Linked DNA regions of Homo sapiens: all the other regions are linked to region 1. Evidence: chromatin contacts called from ENCODE Hi-C or POLR2A ChIA-PET data. All regions are on one chromosome and are shown on one strand. Each heading gives the region's core, a stretch centred on a gene start or an enhancer-like site at or near the end of the contact. The rest is flanking DNA. Distances are from core to core; before and after follow the strand shown.

Region 1 (3,455 bases), core at 272-2,771:
TGTCTACCTTGCAAGAACTGAGTTTAACCAAGGCAACTGAACAGATGACCGACTCTACCACACTCATTTGCAAGATAAAGGAAAATAGCAAAAAAAAACCAAAAGTACAAGACATACATTGCAGATTTAGATCACTGTTAAATGACCAGAAAAGTATTTCCAATGTTAAAATTATTCTAATTCTCAAAAAGTACCTTTAATTTCAAAACCACTATTAGGAGTGCTTACGGCTATTCAGAGGGAAGTATTAATAAAGCTAAAGCCTCCATCCGAGCTGTTAGTAGGACTCCATCGCTTCCCAGTATGTATAACTCCTTTTCTAAGCCTCCTCTCGTCCTGGCATCAGTGGCACCATGAGCCAAAAACAAAACAAACAGAAAACTTGAGTATTACCTCGCTGTCAGTGCTCCTTCTAAAAACGACTGTAGCTGAAAACTCCCTAAGAATGAACTCGAGTGTAGAGTGCACAGCGGAGAGTGAAACACCCTAGACAGCACGCAGCATTTAAAGCTACAAAAACCTGGCTGTCCACTTCGCCTGGTTTGTTTTGTTTTGTTTCAATCGGCCTGCGGTGGCAGCATAGGTTGAAAGGCGGAGACTGGAATCGCCTGCCAAGCCTCCTCTTTGGGTCACACAGAGCGGTGCCTCCCGGTTCACGCCAAGTCCATCCCCCACCCTCTTTCGCCATTCATCGCGTTCCCCTCCCTTCCCCCCATCATGTGACCGCAGCCCGGACTCCGGGCTTGTTTTTCCCCTCGGCTCAGCCCCAGCGCGCAGGCGCCTGGGAGCCCATTCATTCGAACTGCGTAACAATGAGCCCCGGGGCCCAGCGGCTCCGCGAGCTCCTCAGCTCAGCCAGAATCCCCCTCAGTCCAGAAGGAGGCGGCGCCTCACTGGGGTCCCCCACCTCCGGCCAGCCCCCCACCCCTGGCCAAGCTCCGACCCTCCGCCCACAAACGGGGAGTTGAAGTCAAACTTTCCTGGGCAGCCCCGGCGCTGCGTCGGCCCCTTCCCCCGCCCTGGCCCGCCCCATCTCCACACCCGGCCCGGCCACCCACCGCGCGACCTGGCCCGGAACTTCGCCCTCCCCCTGCCTCCTCCCGGCCCCCGCCCGAGACCCCCTAGCGCCGCCGCCCCGAAGCCCAGGTGAGCTCGCGGGAGACGCTGCTCCGGTGGGCTCGCCGCGGGCACCAATCGAACGGTTAACTGCCCCCACCCCAAGGGCAACCCTCCGAGAAGAAGGAACGAGGACCCGAGCCCTCCAGTCTGCCCAATCCCCCGCGCTCCTGCCCCTCCCTTCCCCACCCCCACCTCTTCCCTAACTGAAAGACAACAAACCTGCCGCGAAGTGCCGGCAGCCCAGGCGCGGGCCGCTCCGGCCACGACAACACCACCAGCAGCTCTCGTACCCCCTCTCCGACCGACGTCGGCCTCCCCCGCGCGGGTTACTGCTCCCGCGGCAGCTCTTACTCCTCAACCGAAACTTTCCTACTTACCAAACCCGTCGCCATTACCAAGTCTTTCAAGCTTCGTCTTCCCCCTCCCCTCAACCCCCTGGGGGTTGAGCCCCGCCCAGCTCTTTCGCCCTCTTATTGGACTGCAGAACTGCCATTCGGTTCTTCCCCTTTCCCATTGGGTGGTACCGTGGTCCGTCTCGGGGGGCGGGCATGTATTGACTTTTGTGTTGTGTTTACTGGAGAAGATGGCATGTCAATCACAAGAGTAAGTGCTTCGGATTGGACTATTGCCGAGAGTCCGGGGACCCAAGCCAAACTTTGTCCCCGAAATGGATTGTGGGTTCGTAGTCTCAAGCCTTGGTCCTTGGCTGTGGGAGACTGCTGGCCGGGGAAGAGCTGGACTACGTATCCCAGAGGCGCTCGCACAGCGCAGTCTTGATAGTAAACAAGAGTCATAGGGACACGTGTATCAGCTCGTTTGTTTTGGTGTCTGGGACAAAAGGGAGGGGGCGGAGGAAGGGAGTGTTTTAAAGCTTGGGCCTCTTCTTTTCCTCCGGGCCTCTGCTAACACTTAGAGCGGCCCAAGCCTCTTGCAGCACCCAATCCGGGCCATAAACAGCCAGAGTTGCTCGCTGCTCAAGAGTTTGGCAGGAGGCCAGGGTATTGTTTTAGTGCGAGGGGAAGGAGATGACTGCACCAGCGGAAGTACTGCAGGCTAGCGAGGGACTTGATCACCCACAAATCACGGCCCCAGGCACGAAGGGGTCGAAAGTGATGCTGGGGGCTGCACTGGCAGTGGGAAGAACTAGAAGTCCTTTCTCTTGTGCCTTGCCTCACCACTCCCAGGACAGCAACTTGAGATTGCCTTGTCAGCTCTGTTCAGTTCACCTAAGTTTGTTGAGCCGCCACCTAAGTGCCAGGAAGAGTGAGGCTGGGGGATGGACTGTGAGCAAGCGAGAAGCTGGAGTCTAGAGAATTTACAAAGCGGGGGCGGGGGCGGGCGATTACGAAATTGAGGCAAGTTAAAGCGGCATTTTCCATACTGATTAGTATGCTCGTTGGTTAACGTAATACAAAGGGTGTAATGTATGACGTAAACTGATTTAATTTGTGAATCATTATCAGTAAGTTTCTCTGGTGAGTTTTATTAACCCTCTTTTCCTTCTAGACGTTTTCTCATTGATGAAAGAAACTGTCTTTCCACTTCATTTCCACTAGGAGTTCCTCAAGTTACGAATTCTCTGACTCACCAGAGACGCTTCCCTGCTTTATAGTTAACTTCTCTTTAAACATGGCTGTCCATTCACAGTCGGCTGCATCTAGTCAATAATTGGTGTCTTTACCATTCACATTACAAAGGCATGATTAAGCTTTTTCCCCCCTTTGAACCTTTAGTGTTTAATCATTTAAATTGTGCTTTAGATTTTCTAACTTTAGATCACTAAATATATGCTTAGAATTAAGATGAGGAAAACCTACATTAGTAAGAAATCTGTAAAAGCAAACCTTTGGACAGAGCCAGAAATCACACAGCTAGTTATTTCTTTAAAACCTCCTGCATTTCTTGGATTTTTAAATATACCTGAAAGCCGCGTAACAAATCAAGAAATCCAAAATAAGCCCCCACATGTTGAAATCGAGTTTAAAATTCTTGAGAATTCCCCATTTGAATCCGTGAAGTGAAATTATAAAGTAGTCCTCCCGTGTAATCAAATACTTACTTTCTATGTTCACAAATAGTAATAAAGCATTCTATTTTTTATTAAAATAATTCAGAGGAGAGCCAACAGAATGCTTAATTTTTTCCCTGAGGAAAAAGGACAGGATTTGAATTTATCATCTTTCAGAAATTATTAGTGACTCAAAGAAATGAATGTCTCTGCTACTTTGTGTATGCTTTTTTTTTTTTTTTTTTTTTTTACAATGGAGGGTCATCGTGTACTAGAATAGAAAATATAAACTCTACTCCAACATGTAATTTCTTGACAAAAAAGAAAA
Region 2 (3,455 bases), core at 547-3,046, 1.8 Mb after region 1:
GCAGATGCAGCAGCTGTTGGGCCAGCAAAGAGGAAGGTCCTGGAAGGTTCTGGCCTGAACGCTGCATCTGTTGTGTGACAGCCACAACTGCTCAGGCTTCCTTGTCTGTGGGTGCACTGTGGGGAGGAGTGTTATGATAAGAACATTGGCTCTCAGTCTCCCTGGGGAGAAGTTTGGCCTCACGTGGGATTTGGGCGTTGCCTTTAGGAAGGCTCTCTGCATGTCTAGTTCCAGTTTGTACTGGGAAGAATTAAAAAAGTCTGCCAGCTTCTTTAGTTTGTCCTGTCTTTTGTGATGATTCTTTCTGAGATCCCCTCCTATCAGCTCAGGAGTGGGATTTTCTGGAGAAGGAAAGTGTTTTTCTGTTCCTTACTGCTCACCTTGGGGCATTCAGGAACATGGGCCTGATGAATTTGCTTGAAGGCAGTCTGTAATCCCATCACTTTGGGAGGCCAAAGAAGGCGGATCATTTGAGCTCAGGAGTTTGAGACCAGCCTGAGCAACGTGACAAAACCCTGTCTCCACCAAACAACAACAACAACAACAACAACAACAACAACAACAACAAACTGGGCTGGATGGCACGCTCCTGTAATCCCAGCTACTTGGGAGGCTGAGATGGGAGGATTGCTTGAGCCCAGGAGGTCAAGGCTGCAGTGAGCCATGATTGCACCACTGCATTCCAGCCTGGGTGACAGAGGGAGACTGTTTCAAAAAAAAACACAAAAAAACAAAACCATTACCTGGAAGAATTCTAACAGCACTATTATTCTCATTTTACAGATGAGGAACTGAGGCACAGAAATGTTCAGCAGCAGGCCCATTGTTTAGAGCTGATAGGTTGTAGAGCTGAGATTTAAAACTACCAAGTCGAAGCTTACAACTGTGCTATCTTACTTTTTTCAATTAAGAGTCATCCTTATGGAACTTTGGAGTTGGGAGTTCCTTAGCAATTACTTAATCTAACCCTTTCATTTTACTGATGAGAAAATTGAACCTTAGATAATAAGGGATTTATGACTTAGTCTCAGAGATAGGCAGGTAAACAACTAGCAGTGACACAAGGTGGAATAGAATGTTAACCAATAGAGGTACTGGCATTTACTGTGTGAAATTAAGGGAGGGATCATGTAATTCTGATGACTAGCCAAGAGCTTTTTTTTTTTTCTTTTGAGATAGAGTCTCGCTCTGTCACCCAGGCTGGAGTGCACTGGTGCAATCTTGGCTCATGCAACCTCCATCTCCTGGGTTCAAGCAATTCTCCTGCCTCAGCCTCCCGAGTAGCTGGGATTACAGGCGTGCGCCACCACAGCCAGCTAATTTTTGTATTTTTAGTAAGAGACTGGGTTTCACTATGTTGGCCAGGCTGGTCTCGATACCCTGACCTCAAGTAATCTGCCCACCTTGGCCTCCCAAAGTGCTGGGATTACTGGCGTGAGCCACCACACCCAGCCCCTAGTTGTATTAGCTATTTATTACCACATAACAAGTTACTGTGAAGCATAGTGGTTTAATGCAACATTTATCATCTTAGTTTCTGTGGGTTAAGAATTTGGAAGCAGTTGAGTGGGGTGGTTCTGGCTCAGGGTTGCAGTCATTTTGAAGGCTTGGCTGAGGCTGGAGGATCTGCTTCCAGGCTGTTGGCAGGAGGCCTTGCCTGTTGCTCTGTGGACCTCTTCTTGAATGTTCTCACAACATGTCAGCTGGCTTCATCAAGAGGGAGCAAGGAGGAAGCTGCGGTTACATTTTTATAACACACCCTTAGAAGACCTCACACTGCCACTTCTGCCACGTTTGTTAGAAGGGAGTTACTGGGTACAGCCCACACTCAAGGGAGAGTTCAGGTTCTGCCCTTTGAAGAGATGCAAATTAAGTAATTTGTGAACATATTTTTGAAACCACCACACTAGCTAAGCATATTGAGGAGGAGAAACAGTGGTGAAGAGTTAAAAGACGGGGATTCTAGACCCAGCTCTGCTGCTTGCTCCATAGGGAGGGAATGATTCATCCTTCCTGAATCTCTTATTTTCTCTAGGAAAATAGGATCATCAAACTGCACAGCCTGCTTTACAGTGGATTATAAGGGTGTCTTAGTCTGTTTACTGTTGCAGTAACTGAATTTCTGAGACTGGGGATCATCAAACTGCACAGCCTGCTTTACAGTGGATTATAAGGGTGTCTTAGTCTGTTTACTGTTGCAGTAACTGAATTTCTGAGACTGGGTTATTTATTTCTTCTTCTTCTTCTTCTTCTTTTTTTTTTTTTTTGAGATGGAGTCTTGTTCTTGTCTCCCAGGCTGGAGTGCAATGGCACAATCTTGGCTCACTGCAGCCTCCGCCCCCCGGGTTCAAGCGATTTTGCTGCCTCAGCCTCCCGAGTAGCTGGGATTATAGGTGCCGGCCACCACACCCAGCTAATTTTTTGTATTTTTAGTGGAGATGGGGTTTCACCATTTTGGCAAGGCTGGTCTTAAACTCCTGACCTCAGGTGATCCTCCTGCCTCGGCCACCCAAAGTGCTGGGATTACAGGTGTGAGCTACTGCGCCCGGCCGGTGATTTATTATTATTATTATTATTTTTGAGACGGAGTGTAACTCTGTCACCTAGGGTGGTCTCAAACTCCTGACCTCAGGTGATTCGCCCTCCTCAGCCTCCCAGAGTGCTGGGATTACAGGGGTGAGCCTGTTGCCCATCCTTAACCAGGGGTGGGCCTGGTTAAGACTGGGTAATTTATAAAGAAAAGGAATTTATTTCTTTCAGTTCTGCATGCTGGGAAGGCCAAGGTCAAGGGGTGCATCTAATGAGGACCTTCTTGCTGGTGGGGACTCTGCAGAGTCCCAAGGTGGCCTAGAGTATCACATGGTTAGGGGGCTGAGTGTGCTAGCTCAGGTCTCTTCCTCTTATAAAGCCACCAGTCGCACTCCCAGGATAATCCGTTAAAATTCGTTAACTCATTAATCCATGAATAGGTTCCATTCATGAGGGCAGAACCGTCATGACACAGTCACCTCTTAAAGACCTGCCTCATAATACCCACATTGGGGATTAAGTTTTAACGTGAGTTTCAGATGGGATAAACATTCAAATCATATCACAGGGTGGTAGCAAATAGATAAAGCGCGTAAGATAGGCTCTGTAAACTTTAATGTAGTATAGGGTTGGCTGGCAGACGTGGCTTCTTACCCTAATCCTGCTGTGTAATGGCTTAATAGCCATGTAATCTGAACATGTTTAAGCTATCTGTGTGCCTCAGTTTTCTCATTTGTAAAATGGGATTAATTATAGCAACTATAGCACTTTGGGAGGCCAAGGTGGGGAGGTCAGGAGTTGGAGACCAGCCTGGCCAATATGGAGAAACCCCGTCTCTACTAATACAAAAATTAGCTGGGTGTGTTGGCGTATGCCTGTAGTTCTAGCTACCTGGGAGGCTGAGGCAGGAGAATTACTTGAAACGG
Region 3 (3,455 bases), core at 395-2,894, 1.6 Mb after region 1:
AGGTAAATATCAAGGAGTGTAATTGCTGAATTGTATGGTAATAATATATTTCTTTTTTTTTTTTTGAGACAGAGTTTCCATCTTGTTGCCCAAGCTAGAGTGCAATGGTGCGATCTCAGCTCACTGCAACCTCCGCCTCCTGAGTTCAAGCGATTCTCCTGCCTCAGCCTCCCAAGTAGCTGGGATTACAGGCGCGTGCCACCACGTCTGGGTAATTTTTTGTATTTTTAGTAGAGACGGGGTTTCACCATGTTGGCCAGGCTGGTCTCAAACTCCTGACCTCATGATCCGCCCACCTCGGCCTCCCAAAGTGCTGGGATTACAGGCGTGAGCCACTGCGCCCGGCCGGTAATAGTATATTTCATTGTGTAAAAAACAAAACAAAAAAACAAATTGGGCAGGGCATGGTGGCTCATGCCTATAATCCCAGTACTTTGGGAGGCCTAGGCAGGCAAATCACTTGAGGTCAGGAGTTCAAGGCCAACAGGCAAAAACCCCGTCAAAAAAATTAGTCTGGCATGATGTCAAGCACTCGTAGGCCCAGCTACTCGGGAGGCTGATGCAGGAGAATCGCTTGAACCCTGCAACAGAGTGAGACTCTCTCTCAAACAAAATAAAACAAAACGGAAAAACTATTAGAGGCTGGGAGCGGTGGCTCACGCCTGTAATCTCAACACAGAGGCGGAGGCGGGCGGATCACGAAGTCAAGAGTTCGAGACCAGCCTGGCCAACATAGTGAAACCCCGTACTCTACTAAAAATACAAAAAATAAGCCGGGCATGGTGGCGTGCGCCAGTAATCCCAGCTACTCGGGAGGCTGAGGCAGGAGAATCGCTTGAACCCGGGTGGCGGAGGTTGCGGTGAGCAGCGATCGCGCCATTGCACTCCAGCCTGGGCGACAGAGCAAGACTCCGTCTCAAAAAACAAACAAACAAACAAAAAGCAAAAAAACTATTAGAGCCTGGGCAACATAGTGAAATCTTGTCTCTACCCCCCACCCCCAAAAAAATTAGCCTGGGTGCGGTGGGATGCACCTGTAGTCCCAGCTACTTGGGATACTGAAGTGGGAGGATTGCTTGAGCCTGGGAGGTCGAGGCTGCAGTGAACTGTGTTCACGCCACCGCACTCCAGCCTGTGCGACAGAGCGAGACTCTGTCAAAACCAAACCAAACCAAAACAAAAAAAACCTATGATCCGGTTTCTTGAAGCAGATCCTATGGCAAGCCATCAAGCCAGAGCGGTAAGAAGTAGGAAGATGGTGCTTTTAGATCCACTACATTCCCAGGATCAAATGTAGAACAATATTTAGTCCCTAAAGTGATTCTCTTTCCATTATTGTCAACTGCGTGGTCGGTGCAACGTGAAAGGGCCACAACTATGTGAAGGAAACACTTAGAATATAACACCAAAGGAGGCAATCGCTGCCTTAGACTTCCTAAAGATCTAAAGAACTCTTAGATGCTTGGTGAAATCGCTCTCTGCCGCTGGTGCGACTCAGGCGCGGTCGCGAGGAAGGTCCAGGGTGAACGCGCGTAGGCTGGGAGTCCGCGTTGGGGCGCTCCCTGGCTTGCAGGCCGCTCCGAGTGGGTGGGCCGGGGGCGGGGCCGGCGGCAGGGAGCGGACTCCGCCCCCGGGGCGGGTCCAGTCGGGCCGCGGCGCGTCGCTGCGCCGCACGTGTGCGAGCCCGGCCGCCGGTGAGTCGGCTGGAGCGCATCTGGTCCTCCGCGCGGAAAGCGCTGCTTTTGCCTGGCCGCCCTAGCCGCTGGCTCATCCAAGTGGCCTTCGCCGCTCTCTTGCGTCCCAACCAGAGCGCTGGCCACCTCGCCGCCCAGCTCACGCCGCGCCCGCGCTCCCAGGCTCCGGGTAAGTGCGCGGCCTCCCCGCGGCCGCCGGGGCTCCTCGGCCTGGCCCTGGCCCCAGCCCCAGCCCCAGGGCCCCGCCCCAAGAGGCAGTGCGGACTGGGAAGGCGGACTGGGAAGGCGGCCCCGCAGTGGTCAGAGCCCGCGGCGCCTCCATTATGGATCGTGCCAGCGGGAGCACGGTTGGAACCCAGTGGGTCCTGCGCTTCGGCGGTGCAGGCGCCGCTCTCCGCTCCCCGCTCCCCGCTCCGCTCTGCCCGGCCAGTCGTCCGGAGGCGCCGCGCCCGAGCGCTCCCCTCCTCCCCGCGCGGCGCTGTCCCCCGGGGGCCCCCTTCCCACTCCTCCCTTTCTTTGCCCCGGACGCTCCCTAAACTCTTGTCCCTCCGTCAGAGGAACACTGGCCCTGAAGCCCTTCACGGTGCCACTGCTTCGCCGCGCCTGCCTTCTGTGGGTCCAGCCCACGTGTTCCACCCCTGTGTCCTGCGTCGCCGCTCACTGGGAGCCTACTAGGCGCCACGCGGGCTCTGGGGACTGCTTGCTTTGTATGCATTTCCCAGAGTAGGAGTGGACGGGCTGCAGACTCAGAGTGCTTTCTCCAGCCCTCAAGCTGGGTGAATGCTTAACGAGTGGATGGAGGTGCTGCTGTGCAAGCTGAAATTCGAGTCCTCCTCGTCAGCCCTGCGCAGAGGTGTTTAGAAGCACACCTTCGTTGCCTGCCGAGTAGGGTTGGCAAAGAGTTTAGTTTTTAAAATATTTGGTCCCGTCAGACTACTTTTTTTTTCCATTCCAAAAATAAAGGGTTACTAAGGTTCCCTCCCCCCCATCCCCAAGCCTCTAATCATCTATGAAATGACTATGCCCCATTGGCCTGGGGGAGCCTCGACTATTGAGGGATCTGTCGAAAATCAGACTGTACAACACTATTGAAAAGGGGTTGGTTAGGCAATTGTTAGGTTCAAACATTAGGAAAGTAGCCAACAGTACGTACTTAACAACTCCTTGTGAACATGTTTTTGGTTTTTTTATTTTTATTTTTTTAATTTTTTTGAGACAGAATTTTGCTCTTGTTGCCCAGGCTGGAGTGCAGTTGCGTGATCATCGCTCACTGCAGCCTTGAACTCCTGGGCTCAAGCAATCCTCTCACCTCAGCCTCCCAAGTAGCTGGGACTATAGGCATGTGCCACCACACAGGGTCTCGCTGTGTTGCCCAGCCTGGCCTCAAACTCCTGACCTTAAGCAATCCTCCTGCTTTGACCTCCCAAAGTGCTGGAATTACAGGCTTGAGCAACCACACTCGGCCTTGAACATATCTTTGTTTTTTGATTTATTTTTTTTAGACGGAGTCTCACTCCATCACCCAGGCTGGAGTGCAATGGCACGATCTTGGCTCACTGCAACCTCAGCCTCCTGGGTTCAAGCGATTCTCCTGCCTCAGCCTCCGGAGTAGCTGGGATTACATGTGCACGCCACCATGCCCAGCTAATTTTTGTATTTTTATTTATTTATTTATTTATTTATTTATTTATTTATTTATTTTGAGACAGTCTCGCTCTGTCGCCCACATGTATTGCAGAGGCAGCACCTCCATCCACTCGT
Region 4 (3,455 bases), core at 671-3,170, 1.5 Mb after region 1:
GGGTCTGTGGCTCCCCCGTGCCCAGGTCCAGCTGTCTGCCATACCTGTCCCATCAGTGCTCTGGGGGCGATATCAGCTGTGTCATCCTAAGGTAGAATTCAACAGCTTATCTGCAAGCTGGTAGCCCCCAGTTTTCACCAAAGCTGTGGTGACTCCTGTGTTTAAACACATGTGACTTGTGCGGTGTGTGTTTGTGGTTTTGGAGGGGGCTACTCTGATGGAGAAGTTCAGTGCCATGCATGTGGAGTCCTTGTCAACCCCTCTGCTACCACTGGGCCCAGACAGTGGGGAGCAGATAGAGCCATAAAAGGCCTCATGTTATGAAGAGGATCGTGGTTCTGGCTCCAGGTGGAGTCCGGCAGACTCAGGTCCTTCGGGCAGCAGCTTGCCTTCTGAGGGCCGCGTCCGTTCTCCTCCACTCAGAGTGACAACTGTGGCAGCGAGCCAGGATCTGGAGAGTGCTGTCCCCTGAGCACAGGAAGCCCTCTGATGACAAAGGTCTAGCAGTGACAGCAACCTATTGTATCATCACTGTAATAACCCAGGGCTCATAGCCCAGTGTCTGGCACATGGTAGGTGCCAAGGAAATGCTAAGAAAAAAAAAAAAAAAAGAGTGAATGAATGAATGAAATAGCTTTCATTTTAACCCATATTTTTGTCTCCTTCCTGCATTTGTATTGGCACCTACTTTCTCTCTTCCACCTTTTCTGCTTAAGGATATGTTAGTGTTTTGTTGTTGTCTGTTTTTATCTTCTTGGATGAACTTAAACAGTTTTAAAAAAGACAGAGCCTATTAAGCAATGCATCTTATATCATTCTCTTTTTTCCTCATCATCATGTATTTATCAAGTGCTTTTTTTTTTCTTTTTTTTGAGATGGGGTCTCATTCTGTCACCAGGCTAGAGTGCAGTGGCGTGATCTCAGGTCACTGCAACCTCTGCCTCCCAGGTTCAAGCAATCCTCCCACCTCAACCTCCCGAGTAGCGGGGATTACAGGCATGCACCACCACGCCTGGCTAATTTTTCTGTGTTTTTAGTAGAGACGGGCTTTCACCATGTTGGCCAGGCTGGTCTCAAACTCCTGACCTCAAGTGATCCACCCACCTCGGCCTCCCAAAGTGCTGGGATTACAGGAGTGAACCACCGCACCCAGCCTCAAATATTTTTCTTTAAGTAGTGATTAGTCTCTACATACTATTTGTGCCATTTTGAATTTCCTTGTGAATGTGAGTGTACTATTTTGCATACATTTTCTTAGGTTGAGATAACTCTCTTACCTGTCTCCTACCAATTGCTTTATTATGGATTATTCAGGTTGCTTGTAGTATTTTTTTTTTTAACTGTAGTAAACAGTGCTGAGAATATCTTTGAACTTTTTTTTTCCCTTTGGGATATTTCCTGGAGGCCTATTTTCCAAACTTACATTACCAGATTACCAGATGAAAGGCTATGGATGCTTTTTAGTTCCTGTTATTATCACCAGGTTGCTCTCCAGAAAAATGTAATCCCTTGAAAGTACCGCTGGCAAGGTGTACATGTGCTTGTCTCCCCACAGATTCTATTTCTGTAGTTTTTCCTTTTAGCTAGTCTAGGTGTCTTGTGAGGGCATCCCTGGGGGCTGATGGAAGTATTTCAGGGCCCTGGAAAGCCCCTGGGACTCCCCAGATCCTGCCCAATAGTGGTGATGCCAGAAATTTGCACCTTAGTATAAATGACAAATAGAAGAGGAGGAGGAAGGGGGAATGCCACCACAGGGGAAAAGTTAAAAAGGATCCTAAGTTACATGACTTCACAGCAGCTCTGGAATGGGAAATGCCCTTGTAAGAATCATCCCAGTTGCATTTCTAAAGCGTGGAGGGAAAGGAACATCCCAGGCAGGGTGGCATGGTAGAAAGGGCATTGGCTCTGGGGCCAGGCAAGCCTGGGCTTTCCTGCCAGCTGCTGAGGTCTGCGTGACCTTGGTCTTGTTTCACAATCTTGCTAAGCTTTAATTTCCCCCATCTGATATCTAAGAAGAAAAAAAAATAATAGTAATTTCCCCATCTATAACAAGGCAACTAACGGTATCATACCACATGGTAGGGTTATTGGGTAGATGAGCTGGTGAGTGAAAAGCAGCTTACACAGTGCCTGATATATAGTAGGTACTCAAGAAAGCCTGCTTTCCCTCCTAACTGAATGAATGTGCATGGGGTGACCAGATGACGAAGAAACCATCCCAGAGCCTAGGGATTTGGGAACTGAGCTGGTGTTGGTGTGAACAGTGTAGACCACAGGCCCACACTCATATTTGTCAAAAGAACTTAGTGCCCAAGATAGGTCATGTTGCCCAGCAGTGGGTAGGAGGTGAAGAGGGGTAAAGAAGACCTAGCATAACCTTTGCTTAAGGAACGCCTCCTCGGCTCCTCAGCCCTGCCATCTTTTAAAGAGGTACTGCAGTCTGAGAAGGGAATGGGCACTCCAGAAAAGCTCACAAGCACTCCTGGCATGGAAACTGCTTGGCACAGCTCTGCCTGCATTCGCAGCCTGTCCTATCACCTGACTTTCCTGTGTCTTCATTTCCTCCTCTGCTGAGCAAGGCTGATTCAATATCCCCCCTTACACCATGGCAGTAAGTTTAGTATCTAACTACGATGGTGACAAATGAGACAACAGGCCCAGGTTCTAGCCCAAGCTCCTCCACTTAATAGTCTTATGACTTTGGGCAAGTTTCTCAAATGCAGTCTGTCTCCATTTCCACAGCTGGGGGGAATCGTTACCTCACCAAGCGGCTGTAAGTACAGCTGGCCTGGCTCCTGGCACGGCTCCCAGTGCCAAGGTGCCAGCCCTGCCTCTCTCTCCAACTCCAGTTTACTTTTGGAAGAAGGCCCCTTGGAAATCAGGGTGTTTATAGGCAGCATCCTGACTGCAGCTACAAAAGCAGATTGAACCCACTGATAAGATAGAAACCGGCTAATGACTTGCCAAGCACCTGCCCTCAAAAGTGGGGGCTGAAGGAGACTCCATGCTGTCAAGTGAGTAAGCCAGGTGCTGGCCTAAGCCCAAGTGTGCTTACACAACCATGGCAGGCCACAAGCGACTGTGGTGCTCAAAGTCTATTGGGAGGGGGTTAGTCCCTTAAAAGCCATATTGGAAAATTCTCAACAAGTTCTTTCTAAAAATGGTGCAGGGAGCCACCTTGAGTATTTGCAGCCGGCTCAGCCATTCATGAGGCATCTGTGCTAAGGTTTTAAATACAGGACACTGATGCTGCAAGTATGAAAATATCTCCATGAATAAGCGTATGGGGAAGGGAACACTGAATTTTTACTGAAATGGGATTGCCTGAGAACCTGATGGATTTTATCTTCAGAGAGTGAGGGGAGCAAACTGGAGACACCAGGGTTCCCCGCGCCTATCAGATTTTTGGGATGCTGACAGCTGGTGTCTGCAAGCTCCCTGCTTGGCTGATCTCC
Region 5 (3,455 bases), core at 363-2,862, 1.5 Mb after region 1:
AATTCAAGGATGCAGTGAGCTCTGATGGCACCACTGCACTTCAGCCTGGGTGGCAGAGCAAAAGGTCTCTAAAAAAGAAAGAGCTGGGTGCGGTGGCTCATACCTGTAATCCCAGCACTCTGGGAGGCTGAGACGGGTTGATCGCTTGAGGTCAGGAGTTCGAGACCAGCCTGGCCAACATGGCAAAACTCCATCTCTACCAAAAATACAAAAACTAGCCAGGCGTAGTGGTGCATGCCTGTAATCCCAGCTACTTAGGAGGCTGTGGCAGGAGAATTGCTTGAACCCAGGAGGCAGAGGTTGCAGTGAGCCAAGATAGCGCCATTGCACTCCAGCCTGGGTGACAGAGCCAGACTCCATCTCAAAAAAAGAAGGAAGGAAGGGAGGGAGGGAGGGAGGGAGGAAGGAAGGAAGGAAGGAAGGAAGGAAGGAAGGAAGGAAGGAAGGAAGGAAGGAAAGAAAGAAATTCATCCAGCATGTCCCTTTCTTCTCCTATGGGATTTACCAACTGACAAATTCTAGTGCTCCTGCCATCACCCCCACATGTGCAGCAAAGCCTCCACATTTGCAAAATCTAAGTCAATCTCTAAAAGATGCTTCGAGGAAGCACCCAGTTCCTTCTGCTAATAACCGCAGTGTGTCATGTGACACCTCCCCCTCCCCCAACCAGTTCTCTCTGAAAACTACCCACCCACCCCACCAATAAAGTAGCATGACGTCTGTCCTTCAGCTGCCAATATCTACATTTCCTTCAAGGTGGTAATCTTTTGCTTTTGTAATTTAAGTTCTTTTTTATTCGTAATTGTTACCCAATTGCTTTGGGGCTTGCATAAACAGTTAACAAAAACACCCGCACGAGGCAGCCGGTTCGCTTTCTGTGCTTGTTGTTCTTGGCACTGGGTCAGTTCTATGAACTTCTGGTGTCCAACTGGTAGGACCTGAAACTCCGTGTTTAACAAGTGCGTGTAGTCAAAACAGTTGGCGTGTGCAAGCGCGGATAGCTGGTATTGACTGCAGCTGGTCAGCCGTCGGGCTGTGCACCGTGCAGAATACCGTATCACGTTGCTCTGTTTGGGGCTGGGCTTTTGTTGTTGTTTAGTCGTTGCGATTTTTTTCCCTCCTTTTTCTTTCTCTCTCTCTCTCTTTTTTTTTTTCTTTTTTTTTTTTTTACTGACATCCGTGCTAATGTGGATCGCTTCAGGTTCCAAAAGTACAACATGTTTACAGTCGTCGTAGCATCAGATTAAGTTGGCAGCCTGAGTCTCTCTGTAAGTGGTTTTAGTTTACATTTCTTCTTCTAGCAGGATGTTTTGCATAATTTTGCTGATCCTAGGTTATTTATAGACTTTTTTTTGAAGAAACGGGGATGCATAAGAGTTTCTGTTCCAACTGTGGAAAGTGAAATTTGTTTCTCCACTTAGAGAAACGGCGGTGTATGTGCAGCAGAGGGTTATTTTAGCTCTTGATGATTAATTTCTTAGGGGTCACTTAATAACGTTCCCGAGAGTCCTAGGACGTGTTGTTTTCCTTTAGTCGTTCACAAACGGAGTAAAATGAAAGTAATGATGCCATTTCCTCTGGGGCGCTCCTCGAGGGTGGATGCAGTGATTGGGTATTGTTTCAAACGTCTGAAATGAGTTTACAGCGGTTGTTTTGTCAAACTCCTGGGAGCAGTGGCATTTGGTGACCCAAAACATGCCCAAGGGCTGGTCTGCAGGACTCAGAGTCACGGGGGAGGGGGACGGAGGAAGAACAGACACAGGGAAGTTACTGGACCTTAGTTTGTCCCCACCTAAATGACAGTGATATGCAGACATTTATAACATTTTTAAAAGGATGATTGACTGCAAGATGGCATATGGGCTCATGCTTTATCTGTGTGATTTTCTGGCCTGGTGGTAGCATCTTTGGGGGCCCGTGTGCATGTTTGAGTAAGAACTAAAGCTTAGCGAAAACACTAAGCCGGAATTAGCACTCTATAAAAGGGTTTCCCGTAATATTTACTAGAACAGTTGGCTAAAAATTGCCGTGCTTGTCCCACTGAATGGCTGTGTAATTAAATCAGCCCTTGATATCGTACCTTGAGCACCTCCCATCTCTGAGTCTGCCGCTCTTGGAATTTGCATGAGTAAGTAGCGCGTTCATCAGCATAATGAATGTGGAGTCCCAGTCTAATGGTCCGGGAGAACCTTGTAAATGAGACACTTCATTGTGCCTCGGGTTAAATATTTTAAACTAAACAAATCGCAAAAGAAGGAGAAGACGACAAACATCATTTAGGCCTCACGGAAGGCCTTCTGAGGAGCGGGTCTGCTTAGATCCAAGACCTTGAGTCCCACACAGATGGGTCCAACCCCACCCCCAGCATCACATGAATGAGAACGGACAGTGAAAACGGAAATTTCCAAGGTGGTAAATGTGACCATTAGGATGAGGCTTGACATAGTTCTAACTGCTGAGTGCTGCCAAGAGAGGCTTTCTTTTCTCCTCCATGTTTCTCTCATTCATATGAATGCTTTTTTTTGCTGGGCGCGGTGGCTCATGCCTGTAATCCCAGCACTTTGGGAGGCTGAGGCGGGCGGATCACCTGAGGTCGGGAGTTCGAGACCAGCCTGACCAACATGGAGAAACCCCGTCTCTACGAAAAATACAAAAATTAGCTGGGCATGGTGGCACATGCCTGTAATCCCAGCTACTCGGGAGGCTGAGGCAGGAGAATTGTTTGAACCCAGGAGGCGGAGGTTGCTGTGAGCCGAGAGCGCGCCATTGCACTCCAGCCTGGGCAACAAGAGCGAAACTCCGTCTCAAAAATAAAAAAAGAAGTGCCCTGTCTCCTTTAACCTTGCAGAGAATAATGATGAGGCTTCCTTGCTTTAGGCCTTTGACGTTTAGAGTCTGTCCTGTGCTTTCTCACACTGGCCCCACTGAGCTGGTGGGGGCCAAGTCCAGCCCTTTGGTCCTAGTAGGAAAAGCCTGGCTTTGGGGCCTGGCTCATACAGGGGAGCTGAGAAGCTAAAACTCGGGCTCGGACATGATCCATCGGACCTTCGCCTCCTCATGCCCCCATTTGCTCTGGGCTAACTGGCTATGACACGATGCTAAGGGACTCTTTGTTCTAATTTGATTCAAATCTGCCCCTGTGTGTGGGGCCTCTGTTCCACTTCCCCGTGCCTCCTCCGTATGTCTGGTTGGGACCGGGAGGACTTTCGGCCCACCTTCGTAAGGTGTCAAGCTTGAGGTGTGTGTTGGTTTGTATGCATCTCAGCTAGGAATGATTATGGGGGCTGCCCCCAGCTGTGTCAATCACCCCCACAGCCCAAGTGAATGGAAAGATGTGAAGAGAACCTATAGGCCTTTATGTTGGAGCTGGGAGGAGTGGCAGTAAATACTGAAAGGCTTTTGCATTTGAATGAGCTAAACCCTCCCACCCTGCCATCCTTGGGAAAGTAAAGGCC
Region 6 (3,455 bases), core at 286-2,785, 1.4 Mb after region 1:
TCTAGTCCACTAGGAAACAGGTTAGGTTCAAAACCAACTGCTTCTCCCACCTCCACTTCTGCTGCCCTGATCTGAGCCACCATCACCTAAATTACTATAAAAGCCAAGTATCAGTTCATGTCACTCCTCTGCTCAAAAGCCTGCATAGCTTCCCACACCACTCAGAGTCACTGGCACAGCCTTTCCGCCGCCCCCATGCCATCCCCGGCTTCAGTGCCTCTACGCTGGCTCGCGTTGGCTCCTGCACACAGGCTGGCTTCTTTGCTCTCCCTCATACGTCCTAGGCTCTCCCCTTCTCTGGACCTTTGCACTAGCTCTTCCCTCTGTGCGGAACACCATCCCCTAGATGTGCTCCAGCCTCACAATCTACCTTCTCACCTTCTTCTAGTCTGCTCAGATATCACCTTCTCAGTGGCACCCTTTTTACAATTCCAGCCAGCCTTCCCAGCACCAGTGTTTTGTTTGTTTGTTTTTTTATAACACTTTACCCTTTCTATAGCAGACATTATTGGGAATACTTATTGTTTGTTGTTTGTCTCACCTGCTAGCATGTGATGTCTACAAGGCAAGGGTCTTGCCAGTTTTGGTGACTGGTGTTTCCCAAGGGCCTAGAGCAAGGGAGAGCCAGGACTGGGCCCAGGTCTCCCTGGCTCCAAGGCCATCCTCTTCCTGCTGTGAAAGACCACTCTGAACTATACAAGGGTAGATCTCTCCAACACCACATCTCGTTTATCCTCCCTGCCCCATCTTTTGCCATCTTCCTCAGTGACTTCAGTATCTCTGTGAGCCTACTTGCTAAAATAGAAATTTTAAACTGTACAGAAAGAACATGGTGTTATGTTCAAGAGAATGGAGTCTGGGCTGGGTGTGGTGGCTCACACCTGTAGTCTCAACACTTTGGGAGGCCAAGGCTGGAGGATCATTTGAGTCCTGGAATTCGAGGCCAGCCTGGGCAACATAGTGAGACCTCGTCTCTACAAAAAATTTAAAAAATTAGGTGGATGTGGTGGCATGTGCCTTTCGTCCCAGCTACTTGGGAGGCTGAGTTGGGAGGATCACTTGAGCCCAGGAGGTCAAAGCTACAGTGAGCTATGATAGCATAACTATGCTCTAGCCTGGGCAACAGAGTGAGACCCTGTCTTGGAAAAAAAAAAAAAGGAGTCTGGAGCCACTTACACAGCAGGTAAGCATAGGCACCTCACTTCACCTCCCTTTGCCTCAGTTTCCTCATCTATCAAAAGGAGATAATCATGCCACCTTACCTTGAAGGGTTTCTGTGAGGGCTAAATACGTTAATATATGTAACCACTTACCATGGAAACAGTGAGTACCATGTCAGTATCATTGTAAGGATATATATTTGAACCTTGAGGACACTATGCTAAATGAAATAAGCCAGTCATAAAGGACCAATACTGCCTGATTCCACTGATATGAGGTATCTAAGGCAGTTGACTCGTAGAAGCAGAACATAGAATGGTTGAGTGCCAGGGGCCGGAGGAAGGAGGAAGTGAGGTTGCTGCTCAGTGGGCGTGGAGTTTCAGTAGTGCAAGCTGAGTCAGTTCTAGAGATCTGCTTTACAACAGTGTGCTTATGGTTAACAATACTGTACTATACACTCACAGATGTGTTAAGACAGTAGATCTCATGTTATATGGGGCTTTTTAAACCACAACTTGTTTTTTAAAAAGGATGTAATATATTAGTCACTAACCCTTTGTTTTATTGAATTTTCTCAAGGTTAAGGGACTTACCCAAGTGCTCGCAGCTTATAAAGGAAAGAGGGTGACAAGAATGAAGCCTCTGACTTCCAGGGCTCTTTGTCCTGCTCCAAGTCAGGCATTAGTTCTGTCTGTCAAAATCCAGATTATCAAAGGACCATAGTATAAAAGGGCTCTGCAATATGGGGAGGTGCATCCACGCTTCTTTGGGAGAAACGCCTCACATGTTGGCTTCATAAAACTCTTCTATGCCCCGTAGGTTGGACAATGAGAAATAAATAATCCAGACATTGGTGTTTTTGATAGGTGGTTAGAGCTTCCCCAACAGGGGGAGTAAACAAAAGAACCATCTTAATTTCAAGCTTAGTTAGAACTACGGAAGACTAAAAGTCATTTTTCAAAATGGTGGGTGGTGCCAGGGCTCTATCCCCACCTGGAAGGGGCACTTGATCTGTAAAAGCAGCAAAAATAATTGTGTCTTTTATGTCACTTAGGTAGAAGCTCCTGTCCCAATTAATTCTTATCTCCTCCTCCCTTTATAAATATGCTTGGGCAAAGTGACATCCTAGCAGTTTTTTGTTTTGTTTTCTCTCTTCTTAACAAGGAATTCTCTCTGCTTAGGCATTTTAGGTGCTGATTTTTCTCATGTCCCAGAGATGCTTCTAATTAGTTGATGCTTCCTTCCCATAATAGTTCACCACAGAGAGTGGATTTGGACTGGAGGAGGGAGCAATTTTGTCATCTTATCAAAGTGCCACTGATCAGGTTGGCTTTCCTGAGTGCTCATTCATTTTTCCGCCTCTCTGGAAACAGAAGCAGCAAGCTCCTTGCTGAGTGGAGCTGGAGGTTTTTGGGTTTTGCTGTCTCCCCAGTGCTTCCCAGCACCCTTTGATGAAATGCTGCCTCAGAGTCTTTGCAGTAGGGCTCACTAGAGAAATTATCTTTTTCCTTTCACATCAGTGGAAAAACACTTGGCTGGGGACAAATGGCAAAAGCATGCCACTGTCACCTTGTCCCTAAGTAACCTGGCACCCACCAGGGCTGCCTGCAGGCCCTGTGTGTCCTGGGGAGAAGGTATATAAAGGCCTCTTCCTTTTCCTGCTTTCTAGGAGCAGAGTGACCCTCCAGGCCAAGGACAGTGCTGTATTCTTGGGTGGTTCTGACATTGCAGAAAGAGTCTGTGGACACTAGAGATCCAAGAATTATCCTCCAGTGCTTCAGAGCTGGAAGGAGATGCTAGCTCAGGCCTCTTTAAGGACTTGTATCAGTTAGCTAGCTTTTGCTGTGCAACAAACCACCCCAAAACTTGATGGCTTAAGACAGTAAACATTACTTACTATGATTCTGTGGGTCTTCTGGGTGTTTCTTCTGGTGCGGATAGCGCAGCCCAGGCTGGATGGTCAAAGAGGCCCTCCCTCACCTGTCTGGTGGTTGGGAGGCTGCTCGGTCTGGAGAGGTCTGGGCAGGAACAGCTCACCTGTGCTCCATGTGGGTCCGTCCATGCTACTGCAGCCCAGCCCGGGCTTTCCACATGAGGGTTCCAAGGAGAACAAGAGAGGGCACACAAACCCAGTGCATAAGTATTTTATAAGTGTCTGTCACAGTTGCTAATGGTCTGTTGGCCAAAGTAAGTCATGTGACTGAGCCCAGAATCAATGTGAAAAGGGGGAACCCAAGGGTGTGAAGATTGGAAGGTATAAACAACTGGGGGGCCATTCCTGCAACAGCCTACCC
Region 7 (3,455 bases), core at 241-2,740, 1.4 Mb before region 1:
ATAAATCCTAGCTGTTTTTGTTGTATTAAAACTTGAGGCCAATCTCTCTCCCCCATGGTGATAGTCATGGCACCTATTGCAATAGTTCTAAATGTCTTCCTTGACATTTTAACAAGTGTCAGAATAATTTTTCTTTAGCAACAAGGAGGAATCTGTCTCAAAAACTAAAGCTCCTTCCACACGCCTGTAAGGCTTAATTGGTGCATACATCTTTTAACTCTCCTGTAGCTAAATAACATGTCTGGCTTATCCACTGCTGGGGTTTACCAGGCATTATGATGTACATAATCCAGACACTGTGTCCCAAGAACATAGCAAGCTGGCTTTCCCTCCTTGATTTAAAAAAATCAAAACAACACAACTATCAGGGTAACATCCACTACATTTGACAGGTCAAAGAATCCCCTTCCTTAAGGACTTTACAATAACCTTACAGGGGGCTAAAGCATACATACCCATGGGTAGTGGGTAAGCCTTGAGAGTACAGTATAAGTCTTGATAACATTTTGAGGTTGATAACTAGTTGAAACTGATCTGTTTTCCCGACCTCAACGTAATTGCAAGGTCACTTCAAGAGGGTAAGGGGCTATTGCAACTACCCAAATTCGCTATTGTAGTATAAAAGCTTTAATTAACAGCATGTATAGGAATGCAAAGCTATGTTCTAATGAAACTTTAAAAAGCAGACACAAATATGAATGTCATATAATTGTCATCTGTCGCAAAACTTTTTTTTTAACCTTTGAAAAATGTGAAACCCATTTTTAGCTCCTAGTACAGCAGAACCTGCGGTGGGCTGGATTTGCCCTGAGGGCTGTAGTTTGCCCCTGTGGTACGTATGAAATGCCACAATTTTAAAAAGATGTGTTACGTGTGGGACCATTTGTGGGGCGGTTTATGCTAACTTCCAATACAGTAATATATGTCAACTCGCTTTTGAGTGACATTTAGTCTGGGTGGCCATGCCCAGGAATGGATATAGAGAAAGGGGCGCGGCCGCGCCGGGCACCACCCTCCAAGAGACTGGTATCGCAGCCCCCAGCTCCAAGGAACTCAGCGCAGGCAGGGGCTTCAGGGACGCGGAGAGGGAGGCTTATCTCTGCTGAAAGGGAATAGCGGCCCGCAAACAAGCAAACCAGGACACTGCTCCGAGGTCCCGCCCAGGAAGGCAAAACGAAGTCCCACCGCTCTCACACCCGGCAACCAACCAAGGCACAGCACGCCCCACCAGCAAGCCACGCCTCGCGCATCACGCACGCACGCACGCACGCACACACGTCTGTCGCGGCTTCCCGCCTTGCGCTCCGTCATGCTCTATTGCGCATATCTCGGGGCGGGGGAGGAACGGAGATTGACAAGGAGGCAGAGGCCTGAGCGAGGCGGAAAATCCTCACCCCGGCCCGCGGGTAGACCCAAACTTCTAGCGCGTCACTTCCGCTGGGGGCGGAGCGGGGCGGGGCTGAGTGGGTGGCGACCTAGCTGCTGCGCCAGTGTTTGTGTTGGAAGCTCAGCTGATGCAGGCCGGTTGGAGTGGACGTCATTGCCGGGAACGAGCGAGTCGCCGCTGCAGCCCTAGTGACTGCGGCCTGCATCCCGGTAAGTAGCCGCGAGGGGACAGGGGCGGGACGATAGGAGGCTGGTTGATCGTTCTGGACCCTTGTCCGGCGCTCCGGGTCGTCCTTTCTTTCTTTGGAGGGCACTTCCCGAGCGAGAGGGTGGGGACACGCCAGGCTTTGGGGAGGAGCTGGCGCTGGAAGGAGCCCGCAGGTCCTGGAGCTCATTGGTACTCGGCGCCCTCCGCCCCCGTGGGCTTTGCTGCCCCAGAAGCGCAAACCGTATTTGGTTTCGCAGGTCCCGCCCTGCTCCCCCTGTCCCATCCCCACGACTCCCTCCTCAATTTTCCAGAGTCTGTCTGCCTTCCCCTGGACTGTAGTGTTCTCCAGTAGTTAACTGGTCACTCTCAGGAGGGTTTCCCTAGTCTACATCATTCTCGACTGTCAGTGTGCACCTGGTGATTCTACTGCCTGATATTTTTTGTCAGTAATCTCTTTCTGACCCCATCCACATTTGATTCTATCCTTGACCGCTGTTGCTTAAGTGGATAAGGTGTATGAATCACTGTGTTGCAGTGCTTCCTATCCCTGTGTCATTTCTATCATTGTGCTGGAAGGAACCTGCTTTCCACGCCTAATACAATGATAACTTTAAAATGGTGACTCATAGGAAAAACTCAGGAGAGTTGTGACATAAGGGACTATCATATAATCCTGCTTAAAATACTGTTTTCAATTCCAAAACAGTTGTATCCTGGTTCTGCAGTCCTAATTTCTGAGAGTTCAAAAATGACAAATGTTTCAGTGTATTAAGAAAATGCTGTTAAACAGTGAAACATTAAGAGCTTATGCCTTGTGAGGCAGTTGTATCAAGCCCATTTTAGCTATTTTGTTAAATTGCTTATGCAAATTAGTTGTCCTTTCAATATAAGAACATGTTTTTATTTCGTAATTATAATCAACTTTTTCTTAATGTTGATCTCTTTTTTTATTTCTATATCAGGACTAAATTAAAATCTTGTAAACGCCCTTTTAATGAGTGATGTTGAATGAAAGGGCCAGTTTCACTAGTTTAGCTATTCACTTGTTTCACATGCAAAGTTGTTACAAGAACAGCCTGTACTTTGAGTTGTTTTTTTTTACCCCAGTTAGAGGGGTTGTGCTGAAGCTGCATATTGCTTCACTCATGGAATATATATTTGTAAAAAGGTCAGAGTTAGAATGCTGAGCCATAGACACCTTCCTGTCCTGCCATTTTTTGTTGTTGTTGGGAGTCTCTCTCTGTCGCCCAGGCTGGAGTGCCTTGGTGCGATCTCGACTCACTGCAAGGTTCAAACGATTCTCTTGCTTCAGCCTCCCGAGTAGCTGGGATTTACAGGCGTGCGCAACCACACCCGGCTAATTTTTTTAAGTAGAGACGGGTTTCCCCATGTTGGCCAGGCTGCTCTCAAACTCCTGGCCTCAGGTGATCCGCCCGCCTCGGCCTCCCAAAGTGCTGGGATTTCAGGCCTGAGCCACCGCACCTGGCCAGTCATTTCTTAGTTCTTATCTTTCTCTGCAGTACTCAAGTATTTTATTCTGTTCATTATCCATTACTTGAAAAAATTTGGTCCTGTCTTGGTTTTCAGTGTCCTGATTTTTTCAGGGTGGCTTTTCTCCTGTTTTGTTTCCTTTAGAGTCTTTTCTTCCTCTTCCTAGCTCTGGGTGGCACTCAAGGCTCTACCCCTGTCGCTCTCCCTAAACCAGAGTTTCGTGTTTGAAACCCAAATATACTTCAGTGGGCATGTGAATATCCTGAAATATTATGGAAAATATAGTTTGTATTGCAAATACACATTTTTCAAGGAAGAAAAGCTTTACTCAGGTTGCCTGATCCCAAAATAGTCATGTATTATTACTGTA

The links. A loop is a pair of places that touch in the nucleus more often than their neighbours do. ChIA-PET counts read pairs that join two places held with the same protein, here RNA polymerase II (POLR2A). Pooled maps may share reads with other maps.
Region 2: a pooled map shows a loop between it and region 1 (10-fold over the local background). The contact joins the enhancer-like site here to the promoter of HBP1 in region 1. A Hi-C loop is called at or near these places in 6 of 50 pooled maps. POLR2A ChIA-PET finds 5 or more read pairs at or near these places in 2 of 52 experiments (CD4-positive, alpha-beta T cell and SK-N-SH).
Region 3: a loop to region 1 is called in a map of ascending aorta, with 7 times the contacts of the local background. The contact joins the promoter of PUS7 here to the promoter of HBP1 in region 1. A Hi-C loop is called at or near these places in 5 of 168 maps with a recorded cell type or tissue (B cell, CD8-positive, alpha-beta T cell, ascending aorta and 1 more), 2 of 37 single-sample maps with no recorded cell type and 17 of 50 pooled maps. POLR2A ChIA-PET finds 5 or more read pairs at or near these places in 5 of 52 experiments (CD4-positive, alpha-beta T cell, CD8-positive, alpha-beta T cell, T-cell and 2 more).
Region 4: a map of B cell shows a loop between it and region 1 (5-fold over the local background). The contact joins the enhancer-like site here to the promoter of HBP1 in region 1. A Hi-C loop is called at or near these places in 1 of 168 maps with a recorded cell type or tissue (B cell) and 9 of 50 pooled maps. POLR2A ChIA-PET finds 5 or more read pairs at or near these places in 2 of 52 experiments (Caco-2 and activated CD4-positive, alpha-beta T cell).
Region 5: a map of B cell shows a loop between it and region 1 (30-fold over the local background). The contact joins the enhancer-like site here to the promoter of HBP1 in region 1. A Hi-C loop is called at or near these places in 2 of 168 maps with a recorded cell type or tissue (B cell and naive thymus-derived CD4-positive, alpha-beta T cell) and 9 of 50 pooled maps. POLR2A ChIA-PET finds 5 or more read pairs at or near these places in 1 of 52 experiments (CD4-positive, alpha-beta T cell).
Region 6: a loop to region 1 is called in a pooled map, with 10 times the contacts of the local background. The contact joins the enhancer-like site here to the promoter of HBP1 in region 1. A Hi-C loop is called at or near these places in 3 of 37 single-sample maps with no recorded cell type and 8 of 50 pooled maps. POLR2A ChIA-PET finds 5 or more read pairs at or near these places in 2 of 52 experiments (B cell and activated B cell).
Region 7: a loop to region 1 is called in a map of ascending aorta, with 13 times the contacts of the local background. The contact joins the promoter of PNPLA8 here to the promoter of HBP1 in region 1. A Hi-C loop is called at or near these places in 5 of 168 maps with a recorded cell type or tissue (CD4-positive, alpha-beta T cell, CD4-positive, alpha-beta memory T cell, ascending aorta and 1 more), 7 of 37 single-sample maps with no recorded cell type and 24 of 50 pooled maps. POLR2A ChIA-PET finds 5 or more read pairs at or near these places in 6 of 52 experiments (CD4-positive, alpha-beta T cell, CD8-positive, alpha-beta memory T cell, HepG2 and 3 more).

The regions. Positions count from the first base shown.
Region 1 is chr7:107,167,069-107,170,523 of GRCh38, reverse strand. HBP1 (HMG-box transcription factor 1) reads right to left here and starts at 1,521. Exons shown (of 11, transcript NM_012257.4): 1 at 1,339-1,521. RefSeq lists silencers at 822-1,041, 1,302-1,401, 1,420-1,993 and an enhancer at 1,712-1,871.
Region 2 is chr7:105,350,617-105,354,071 of GRCh38, reverse strand. The region is part of intron 2 of SRPK2 (SRSF protein kinase 2); the gene reads left to right. It also overlaps the pseudogene LOC124901716. Among named protein-coding and RNA genes, the nearest start is that of SRPK2, 37 kb to the left of the region's middle. RefSeq lists an enhancer at 1,639-1,718. Within about 2 kb of position 1,796, at least 27 of the 41 ENCODE cell types and tissues checked have a DNase peak (open chromatin) inside an H3K27ac peak, as active enhancers do; they include CD4-positive, alpha-beta T cell, where a contact is called at or near this core.
Region 3 is chr7:105,520,460-105,523,914 of GRCh38, reverse strand. PUS7 (pseudouridine synthase 7) reads left to right here and starts at 1,644. Exons shown (of 16, transcript NM_019042.5): 1 at 1,644-1,863. RefSeq lists enhancers at 379-879, 2,163-2,817, 3,132-3,455 and silencers at 1,516-2,265, 2,475-2,620.
Region 4 is chr7:105,673,041-105,676,495 of GRCh38, reverse strand. The region is part of intron 3 of ATXN7L1 (ataxin 7 like 1); the gene reads left to right. Among named protein-coding and RNA genes, the nearest start is that of EFCAB10, 93 kb to the right of the region's middle. RefSeq lists enhancers at 163-212, 87-587. Within about 2 kb of position 1,920, at least 14 of the 41 ENCODE cell types and tissues checked have a DNase peak (open chromatin) inside an H3K27ac peak, as active enhancers do.
Region 5 is chr7:105,689,373-105,692,827 of GRCh38, reverse strand. All of the region lies in intron 3 of ATXN7L1 (ataxin 7 like 1), which reads left to right. Among named protein-coding and RNA genes, the nearest start is that of EFCAB10, 110 kb to the right of the region's middle. RefSeq lists enhancers at 875-1,550, 1,551-2,226, 2,227-2,902, 2,903-3,455. Within about 2 kb of position 1,612, at least 33 of the 41 ENCODE cell types and tissues checked have a DNase peak (open chromatin) inside an H3K27ac peak, as active enhancers do; they include B cell and CD4-positive, alpha-beta T cell, where a contact is called at or near this core.
Region 6 is chr7:105,807,476-105,810,930 of GRCh38, reverse strand. All of the region lies in intron 2 of ATXN7L1 (ataxin 7 like 1), which reads left to right. Among named protein-coding and RNA genes, the nearest start is that of ATXN7L1, 67 kb to the left of the region's middle. RefSeq lists enhancers at 1,716-1,825, 1,946-2,015. Within about 2 kb of position 1,535, at least 8 of the 41 ENCODE cell types and tissues checked have a DNase peak (open chromatin) inside an H3K27ac peak, as active enhancers do.
Region 7 is chr7:108,524,170-108,527,624 of GRCh38, reverse strand. PNPLA8 (patatin like domain 8, phospholipase A2) reads left to right here and starts at 1,490. Exons shown (of 11, transcript NM_001256007.3): 1 at 1,490-1,596. LOC124901722 (a long non-coding RNA gene) reads right to left here and starts at 1,150. Exons shown (of 2, transcript XR_007060473.1): 1 at 1-1,150. RefSeq lists enhancers at 872-1,211, 1,502-1,621, 1,393-2,353, 3,033-3,455.